Linked DNA regions of Mus musculus: region 2 is linked to region 1. The links are chromatin contacts, found by POLR2A ChIA-PET in ENCODE. All regions are on one chromosome and are shown on one strand. The core of a region is the stretch at or near the end of the contact, and the rest is flanking DNA. Distances in the headings are between cores, read along the strand shown.

Region 1 (5,130 bases), core at 2,612-5,111:
GAAGAGAACTTGTGTGGTTTGAGCATTATGAAGGGCATAACTGGATTCACCAGGATAGAGAGGAATAGCCTGATGTGAGTAGCCTGCCCTGCCACAGGAGGCCATGATGAAGTCCCAGCCTTTGCTCTCATGGAGGGTCATGTCCACAGCCATGCAGCATCAGTGGTCTGTGTCGATGTCCTTGACTTATATTACCACCAAAAGACATGCAGACATCTCTGGGCTGGGCTGCTGCCTGGACCATGATGTCCATGGCCTGTGCAGAGTTGGCCTGGCCCCTCACCAGCAGCTTGGGAGAGGGGCCCTGCACCTCAACCGAGCAGCACGGTAGAGCTGGCCCAAGTGGCAAAGGCATGTGAGACAGCCTCGAGGTCGTGATAAGGAAAAAATCTGGCTGCAACCTTTGCCAGCTGGCTAAGATCAAAAATTCAGGTGACAGCAGATGCTGGCGAGGATGTGGAGAAAGAGGAACACTCCTCCATTGTTGGTGGGATTGCAAGCTTGTACAACCACTCTGGAAATCAGTCTGGCAGTTCCTCAGAAAATTGGACATAGTACTACTGGAGGATCCAGCAATACCTCTCCTGGGCATATATCCAGAAGATGTCCCAACCGGTAAGAAGGACACATGCTCCACTATGTTCATAGCAGCCTTATTTATAATAGCCAGAAGCTGGAAAGAACCCAGATGCCCCTCAACAGAGGAATGGATACAGAAAATGTGGTACATTTACACAATGGAGTACTACTCAGCTATTAAAAAGAATGAATTTATGAAATTCCTAGGCAAATGGATGGACCTGGAGGGCATCATCCTGAGTGAGGTAACCCAATCACAAAGGAACTCGTACAATATGTACTCACTGATAAGTGGATATTAGCCCAGAAACTTAGGATACACAAGATATAAGATACAATTTGCTAAACGCATGAAACTCAAGAAGAACGAAGACCAAAGTGTGGACACTTTGCCCCTTCCTAGAAATGGGAACAAAACACCCATGGAAGGAGTTACTAGACAAAGTTTGGAGCTGTGACGAAAGGATGGACCATCTAGTAATTGCCATATCCAGGGATCCATCCCATAATCAGCTTCCAAATGCTGACACCATTGCATACACTAGCAAGATTTTGCTGTAAGGACCCAGATATAGCTGTCTCTTGTGAGACTATGCCAGGGCCTAGCAAACACAGAAGTGGATGCTCACAGTCAGCTATTGGATGGGTCACATGGCCCCCAATGGAGGAGCTAGAGAAAGTACCCAAGGAGCTAAAGGGAACTGCAACCCTATAGGTGGAACAACAATATGAACTAACCAGTACCCTGGAGCTCTTGTCTCTAGCTGCATATGTATCAAAAGATGGCCTAGTCGGCCATCACTGGAAAGAGAGGCCCTTTGGACTTGCAAACTATATGCCCCAGTACAGGGGAATGCCAGGGCCAAAAAGGGGGAGTGGGTGGGTAGGGGATTGGGGGTGGGTGGGTATGGGGGACTTTTGGGATAGCATTGGAAATGTAAACGAGGACAATACCTAATTAAAAAAAAAAAACAATCAACCAGATTGACTTGGAACTTCGAGTGTCTGTGCAATGTTCACAATCGCACTTACAACCATGTGCTGTGTCCTAGAACTCTGATCTGCCAGTAGCCCTCTTCCTACTGTACAGTCTGCAGTCAAAGAGCTGGCTGCCAGCTCTATGAAATTGGCACACAGATATGATTTGTGTAGGATGTCCAATGTTTATTCGTGATTAAATTGCATAAACCTTAATTTTTCTATAAATGTTACTGCATACATTTAAGGCATAGGACATGACACTGTGAGCTACACATGACCAGGAGAAAGCCCACTATAGTGAAGCCACTTAACATGTCACATCGCTCACAGACAGCCAACTACTGTTTCCTTTGTGATGAAATCATCTAAAACCTACTTCATTAGTATGAAAATAATATACGGTTCGTAGGTTACACATTTACTCTCTCGTGTGTTTATCTTACACGTTACTTCACTCTTCTTCCTGATAACTGCTGCTTTATCCCCTAAACCCAAACCTGTGTCTAACTCATTTCGCAGCACAGCGACTCCTAAGCCCATCCATACTTAGGCAGACTCCCCAGACTCCGCAGATATTCAAATCCAAGCTTGCTATGTTTGCTTAAAATCCAGTTTTCTTCTAGTATTCTCTAAATTACCCAATTAATAGAATTATATTTCTACCACTGTTCACATTAGAAAGCTGGGTAGAGCCCTTCTTCCTTACTCCACCACTGCTCATCAATGTGTAAAACCTTCACGTTTGGCTCTTTGCTTTCACTGCCCCCAGCTTTGAAATTCTTCATTTAAAAAAATGTTTACTTTCCAAGATGGAGCAAAATTACAAAATCTCCGACACTATGTGCTCAAGAAACATTCATGTCTTCCTTTCTATCTACAGGCATCTTAAGTATGTATTCACTTCTGGATCCTCTACTTCTTTGATGGAGACAATCATTTAGTCATTGCTGTACAAAATCCTAAGCCAAAGACAATGAACTGTCAACTGTGTTAAACAAGCCTGAGTTTTATAAATCAATGACTTCCTTACATCACAGGACTTTATCTTAAACTTTTATATGCTTCTTTGGCTAAACTGCAGTTTTTACTCGTACCTTTTTTTTTTTTTTTTTTTCATACTTTGGATTGATTCTGCAACCATGAGATCAAATAACCAAGTCAAATTTGGTCACATCATAAAAATGAGGATTTTTCTCCTAACTTAAAAACTCTTTTAGATATCAAGGATGCTAGGCATTACCTCTAAAACTGTACCGTTATTTTAAAGACAGATCCCATAAGGGCAACAGAACAGCTGCTGAAAGATCTGGCACACCACTCTGCCAGCCTGAATTTAATGACCTACATGTGAAGGGCTCCATATCCAGTTACTAACCCTCCCTCAGCTACTCTCTGCCCTGATACGGAGGCAGCCGAAAAAAGATGCCCTACTAACAGCTCATAAGTGGATTCACATTTTACTGCCAATGTTCAGTTAACAGAAATCTCTAAGATTTGAGAGATCCACAACACAGAGCATGTGATCCACATCTTTTTCCAAATAAAAACAGAGTTTAAAAAAGATCTCCCCCACACACTAAATTCAGAGACGATTCAGTTCATTTAAGAGCCTGTAACAAGTTCAAAAGGTCAAGCAACAAGAAAAATCTAATGATGGGTCTTTATTTGAAAAATAGTTTTTTATCTGCAAATTCTACAGATTCATCCATCAGAAAAGCCAAATTAAAACAAAACAACTACAAAAAGACCAACCTACCCAACTGTTTGGTTTTTCTTTTTCCCTCGGTTGACTTGGTCTATATTTAGCAAAAAGATTATATAAGGTCAAGTATTTACAAACGATGAAATATCACTAGTGTTTTGCAAAACAGCATAAACAAAACCTCAAAGGATGGACTGTAAAGTATTATGTTTTACTAAGGACATAAAAAGAAAACTTTAAAATTCCTAAGTTCGATGAATTTCTATTAAAAATTTCAGTTTACAATTTTTTCACTTATGAAAGACCATTGGTAACTTTCTTACATAAATTAGAAGTACGTTGGGCAATACTAGATCATCCTCTCAACGCAGAAAAAAATAAGAGCATTTCGTCTGTTTCGCATTTCAATTTCTTTCAGTGGGGCGATCTTCGCCTCGAGACCCGAGCTTACACAGGCCTGTGGGTAGAAATGCAACGCTTGACCGGGAAAAACGCCTCGCGGTAGCCACTAACCATTCCCGCAAAACCCAGGCCCAGACCCCGCCCCCTACAGGCTCCTCCTCTTTCTCCGGTTTGGAGTTAGCGCAGTCCGATGACGTAAGCCGTAAGTGCCGTAACCGGGCGCGCAACCACCGCCTCTGCCTCTGGGAGTTGAAGTTTCTGAAGGAGGACGACCGCGTGGAGCCGAGAACACTTCAGAAAGGCTTTCTAACCGCACCCCGGCGTTCCCCACCGGCCCCGCGGCACGGTAAATATGGCACTGCGGCTGTCGTGCCCCTGCCCGTTGGTATCCTTTCGGATGCCAAAGGAGCGTGAGCTACCCTAGCCTCCGCTGCAACCAAGGCTTCCGGAGTAGAGGGTGAGGGCCTGGGAAGTAGTTGCCGGTTTGCGGAGGAAGTGGCGTCAGGTGTGCGTTTTCCACGCCCCTCGCCACTCACGTGCCGTCTTCCAGAGTCGTGATTGGTCAGCTGCGGTTCGTTCGCGGGCGCAGGGCCCCGCTCGGGGCGTGCGCGCGCCCGGTTGTCGCCGCGGTGTGCGCTCCGGGTTTCTGTTGTTTAGGAGAGTCCCTACCGGAAGTGTGGCAGAAAGGAGCCATGTGGAGTCTCAGGGTAGCTTGTCGCAACGCTGCGTTGCGCCTAGAGGGCAGGCGAGCCGTTTTCCCTTCTTTTCCTCTTTTTCCTTCCCTGGGTCAGGCCGTCGCATGTAAGGGCGCCGAGGGGCAGTTGCTGCCCAGGCGGCTCGGCCTCGTGGTCAGCTGAGGATGAGGTTAAGATGGACGCGTTACCGGTTGCCACTGAAATATTTTGTGTTTAAAATGTGGTTGCGTGTCCGGAGATGTAAAATTACTCATTTAAAAAAAAAAAAAAAAAAAAGCTCTCCTGAGATTCCCTCCCAAGCCAGAACTCAAGCCAAAGGGACTTTGACAACTGAACAAAGGGCTATTGCTACTGCGGTACAGACCAACGCGTTTAAAAATAAAAAAAAATAAAATAACATAAAAATACCCTGAAGTAGGCATGTATTGATTTTAGAGTTACCGAAAAGAAAGCTTAAAGACTACGAGGGCCGTTTTAGTCGATTTGATAACAGCCGGGTTTTTGTCTTTGGCATTAAGTGACGTATGCTCTTCCCCACACCAGATAGTCTTTGTCAGTATTACTCAGTTTTGAGTTTTGTAATCCTGTCTGATAACTTATATCCAAGAATTAACCATCCAGGTTTTTTCTTTTTAAGATATGCTAAAGTAAAGTCTCAGAGTTGTTTTATCTTTCTGTAAAATGTTCTTAAATACTTGTTAGACTTGGATTAGTGGATTAAAATGTGCTTTAAGCATCACTGCTGGTCTGGGAGAAGCCTCAGACTCGCTG
Region 2 (5,839 bases), core at 1,573-4,072, 50 kb after region 1:
CAAAGCAAACCTTTGTCCTAGTGGCCCCCACTTTTCTCCCCCACCTCACGCTCATGCTGTGAATCCTCGTTGCCTCCCGTGTTTATTAAACGTCTTTCTAGAATCTGTGAATTGGTTTAGAATCATATTTTCCTTTCAAAGTTTTACTGTATAGCAGATAAGTCTGAATGATAATTTCCTAAGAACGATAAACTCATAAGAAATGAAAGTATGATAATCCTCATGTCTACATACATTTACAAAACAAGTTTAACATAAAAAGAACACTCTTAGTTTTTTATTGATTATTTTATGCTTTCCTTGCATGTGTGTGTGCCCCATGTACATGCAGTGCCTTGGAGGCCAGAAGAGGGCACCAGATTCCTGGGACTGGAGCTACAGACAGTTGTAAGGCACCATGTGATGGCTGGGAACAGAACCTGGGTCCTCTAGAAGAACAGCCAGTGTGCTCAGCTGCTGAGCCATTGCTCCAGTCCTGAGTGGATTAATAAGAGATTAATGGTAGTAGAGGCCAAGAAATAAGTTACTTAATTATTGGATAAATATCTTTACTGGAAAATGAGTAATGGCATTCATTTCCAGTAAGGACAGTGAGTCTTTTTGCTGAACTCAATATTAGAGATATTTGTTAGTGCTAAACTGACTGACATGTACCATAGATGAATTCCATAAACAAAGTTATGATCACTTCTATGCATAAGCCATGAATTAGTTAGCAAGTAACATATAAAATCTTATGATGCATAATGCCTGGGGTGGGGGTAGAGGGTGTGTGTGGGAGGGAGGGAGGAGAGAGACAAAAAGACCAGGAGACAGAGAGATGGGATGGGAGGTGGGGGATGGGGGAGAAGCCACATATTCATTTGTAGTATTTCAAAGGTACTTACTGCATGCTACAGAAAACAATCCCCAGATTATTTTCCCTATGTCAGATGGTCACACAGAAGACATGTCTGTATTACATAAGTACACATCTCAAATCATGGGGAAGCAAAATACTAAAAGCTACCAGCTCAACTGTGGTGTCAGGGATTGTGCCTTGCATGGGCTATAATTCCAGCCAGTCCAATCAAGTTAGCATAAGCAATAGAGAGTGGTCTAGAACTTAACCTTGTTCTGTATTAACTTTTATTAAAAATAAGATCATTTGTAAACACACAAGGACTTTAGTTATTCTTAGTAAACATCTCGGCTCTTACTATTTATACTATTTATTTATATATTTATACTATTTATATATTTATTTATATATTTATACTATTTATAAAACCTGCCTAAGACTTCTTCACTAGGCCAGCAGACCCAGGAGATTTCCTGAGAGAGAAGATCCATGAGTTCTGTTTGTACCCAGAGATGCTCCCACGGCTATCATGTTGAGAGGGAAATGTGAAGACTGTGTGCGGAATTTAGTTGCACATCACATTCGTCATTCCAAAATCTACAGCTGAGGAGATGACTCAGCACTTAAGAGAACTCGCTGCTCTTGCCAAGGACCCAGACTCGTTTCCCAGGACCTACACTGGGCAGCTCAAAACTGCCTACAAGGCCAACTTCAGCGTATCTAAAGCCTTCTGGCTTCCACAGCTCTTTGTGCACGTGATGCATACCCATACATTCAAGTAAAACTTTGTGTGTGTGTGTGTGTGTGTGTGTGTGTGTGTGTATGTATGTATATATATTTAATATAAATTAATTGACAGAAGTTTCAAAGATACTTCCGAAAGCAAAATTTCCTTTCTTGTGGTCTCTTGATTCTACCCATGTATCAGTAAATTATCGAATTTTATTTAAAATAAGGGAAATACAATCCTCCAAAGAGAAGGATTGGTGAAAAAACCCAGTTAATGTTATTCAGAAAAAATGCCCTGCCCATTTGCATAAAATATTAATACCCTTAAGTTCAAAATAGTACACACATAGCACACGGGTTTACAAAGGGAACAGACAGGATAAGGAGGCACTGTAAGTCACGTGCGGTGGCCATCTTGTACAGCTGTTGCTGGAATCATGAACACTGCTCTCCCACTCTTCCAGCCCAGAACACACCACAGTTGTTCCTGGGACTTCTTCTCATACAGGATGTATTGTTCTGGGTATGCACTTTCTCCAAAAGGAGTCCTAACACCCCCTTGTAGCAATCCCCATTGTCACCCCAGCCTCACCACCTTCTAACCCCTTTTCTTCTTCAAAGCACTCTTCATAGCACCTGCTCCTCCCTGCGTTTTGTTTTTAAACATGTCACTTCTTCATGGCTCCTTTCAATAGGGTGTCATCATCAGGCGTGCCTTGATTTACCCCGGTGTTTCATCTTCTTTCCTGCTGTGCACACACCTGGTATAAACTCAACAATTGCTGTTAAATGGGCTAGCAATTTTTCCCCACAAGATAAATGTCTCTATGAATAGTGCAGTGCTGTTAGTACGGACGGTCTCCTCAATATAAGTGACTAACTTTAAAAGACAGCATCCTTTTTTCTCAAAATGGCCTACTTGGTTCTTGTATGCCTTAAAAAGCATATTTGAGACTCATAAGTAAGCATACCCGAGATGTTAGCAATTGTTTCTAACGATGAATAGAAAATTATACCTGAGAACGGCTTTAAAAGCAGATAATTTAACTGATAGAAGCTCAGGTCTGCCGATGGCCTTCCAGCCTCATATTGGGTCTCGGCTGAATTTTGTTATTTCCTTAAATCTCGGACTTAAGGAGATTTTATCGATGGAAACAGCTGACTGTCTGATGCCTCCAAAAGAGCAAAGCGGTGTCTCTTCAGTTTCTCCCACTCACACTCCAATGGGTCCAGGTGCCTGCCTCCCTGGTTGTGAGGAGATAGGTTAGCAACGGATCAGCATTGTGGGAAATCTAAGTTCCAGAACTCTGTAACAGCCATTGCTCCAGGCCGCTTGTTACACAGCTTCACTAGCATGGCACAGTGCATCTCTTGCTGGTTTCAGACGGGGTATGGTGGATGTGCTGCGGATCTCAGGAAAAGAGGAAAGGGAGAAAGTCAGCCCAGTGCGTGCTATGTGACAGAAACAGCGGTGGCAGTGGGGTTGCTGGGAAGGCCTCCCAGTCATTGTGAAAGGACACCATTTGAGTCTCAGGGGTGGGAAGAGGCGGTCTCAAGGCGGGGGAGGGAGGTTGAGGAAAAGAGAATAACAGAGTACCCATAACAGGAAAGGGGAGGGCTCGGAGAGCAAGCGGGCGGGGCAGAAGGAGAGGGGAGGGGCATGGTGAGGGAAGGGATGGTGGAAAATAAAGGAACAAAACAAGGTATGTATTAAAGAACGTCACAATGAAATCCATTACTTTGTATGCATGATTAAAAATAAATTAAGGAGAGTGAGAGGGAGGAAAAAAAATGAGGAGAAGCTGGGTGTGGTGACCCAGTCCTATAGTTCCAGCCTTTGGGAGAATTAAACAGAAAGATTGCCCGGGCTACAGAGTAGGACCCTATCTGAAAAATCAAAGTGACAACAAATAATGGGCAAAGTTCCTCGGATGTCTAACAAACTTCTCAGGAGTGATTAGCGAGTAACAGCAAGAAATGCAGCGCTTGTGTTCCTGAGCTCCTAGAAACAGCATTTTAACTCTTTACCGTTTACTGTCTTGTAATGTGCTCACTCCCTCTCCACCCCTTTCACATACACCCCCAACAGCTCCACCATCCTTACCACAAGGTCTTCATAGAATTGGCAGCATTCTGTTCCATCCGTCAACCTCCCAACCCATGAGCTGAACATACCTTGTTTTCTTTGTATGTCAGCTGGTCTCTTACATTTTATTATAGCAACATGAAGCTGACTGGGGCATAACATACATTAAGAATGTTTACATGTGCCGGGCAGTGGTGGCACATGCCTTTAATCCCAGCACTTGGGAGACAGAGGCAGGGGAATTTCTGAGTCTGAGGCCAGCCTGATCTACAGAGTGAGTTCCAGGACAGCCAGGGCTATAGAGAGAAAGCTTTTCTAGAAAAACAAGCAAAACAAAAACAAAACAAAACAAAAAGCAAAGAATGTTTATATGTGTAGCATAAACAATCGTGTTGTGGGGCATCCACAAGAGAAGACTGCTCAGATGTGGGTTTAAGCCAATAGAAAGTCTTATTAGTCAGCCTACAACCCACACCAAGTGTCTGGGATCCCAGTGTAACTCCAAGCCCTTCTTAGGGTAAGCCTTTAAGCACACACACACACACACACACACACACACACACACACACACACACACACACACACACCACACACACACACACACACAAAACCATGTCCCGGGTGAACATACTTCAGCACTTTAGCAAGGACTCTTAGCCTGAAGCAGAACTACAGAAGCCAAAAGGCAAGGTCAGTACGTTTTGTGACTTTCCTGGAATTATGGCCTTTGATGGATTAGGTCTTTGTTTTAGTTTTGGCAAGTGGTGCTGAGTTTTACAACCTGAGTGGAATTTTTATCATGGAGTCAGTTGTGCTAAGGTCTGGGGGGGGCTACTAAGGTCTAGTTCCCTGCTTCAACCGGAAAACAGATGAGAGTTACAAAAGCAAAACTATGGACATGCATAATTAATAGGTCTTCATTGGTGACAAGAAATAAGCAAGCTGAAACTATCTCATAACACCAGCGTTCTGGAGTATATGTAGACCATGAGAATTCACATCAAATATTATTAGAATTATAAATTGGTACAAACTCATAAATCCAGCTTGACATTCAGATAGATTTGAAAGCCCAGAGACTCCTCCTCAGGTCCAACATTTATACCCAAGCACAAAGCTATTCATGTAAGACAATTCACAGATGCAATCTCTTCCTTAGGAGGCAAATCTATTAAGCGATATGTAGCTATAGGTTCAATAAAACTACATCAATAACACATGTCTAACATGAATGCATTTGAAAAAGTATGTAAAAGATAAGTTGAAGAGTTTGAGAATTTAAACAGAAACACAATAAGACTATTTGTAAAATTATTTGCAAACACATATGTCTAGTGAATCTACTTAAAAAAAAAAAAACCTCAAAATTCAAGAAAATGATTCCCTGGGAAGGGAAAGAGAAAGCAGTAAGAGAGGGGTGTAGAGAGCTGAGCAGGGACGCTGAGAACAGGTCAAACACAACACATCGTCTGTATGCAGACATATTTTTCTCATAGGTTTTGCCACAAAACTACTTTGTGTGCAAGTTCTGGTACTATTAAAAATTGGACTACCCAATTTTAATTAATATTTTAGTTGCCATAATTTGATGTTTTTACAGCACACACAGGACTGCATTGTTACACCATATGAATCCATCAATGGTCCCAAGACAATTAACATACCCACTAGCTTCATTTTTTTTCATTACATTTGTGTGTGTGTGTGTGTGACCATCTGGATTTTTTTCTTTGAGACAGGATCTCATTATCTAGCCTTGCCTGGCATGGCATGAAATTTGCTCTATAGATCAAATGGGCCTCAAACTTTTGAGGAACTTCCTGCATGCTATGATTACATGTATGTGTCCCAACACTTGGCTAAAAGTACATGCATGTTATTTTGGGCACATAGAAACTAAAGCTCTCTATCTCTCCCACTAGGTTTAGGTCATGTTCTAATCATTTGCTATGAGCCCTGTCTGTCTTTTTGTTTGTTTGGTTGGTTTTTCGAGACAGGGTTTCTCTGTGCAGTACTGGCTGTCCTGGAACTCACTCTGTCGACCAGGCTGGCCTCGAACTCAGAAATCTGCCTCCTCTGCCTCCCAAGTGCTGGGATTACAGGCATGCGCCACCACTGCCTGGCGAGCCCTGTCTGTCTTGTTGTGTCCTGCTGTGTTGTGTTCTGTTTTGTTTGTGGCCCTG

The links. ChIA-PET counts read pairs that join two places held with the same protein, here RNA polymerase II (POLR2A).
Region 2: POLR2A ChIA-PET joins it to region 1 with 20 read pairs in Patski. The contact joins the promoter of 4930579F01Rik here to the promoter of Trmt10a in region 1. POLR2A ChIA-PET finds 5 or more read pairs at or near these places in 2 of 5 experiments (Patski and embryonic stem cell).

The regions. Positions count from the first base shown.
Region 1 is chr3:138,139,587-138,144,716 of GRCm38, forward strand. It overlaps Trmt10a (tRNA methyltransferase 10A), which reads left to right and starts at 3,862. Exons shown (of 8, transcript NM_175389.5): 1 at 3,862-4,010. It also overlaps a transcript of Mttp not described here.
Region 2 is chr3:138,191,009-138,196,847 of GRCm38, forward strand. It overlaps 4930579F01Rik (RIKEN cDNA 4930579F01 gene), which reads right to left and starts at 2,823. Exons shown (of 9, transcript NM_001374685.1): 1 at 2,587-2,823.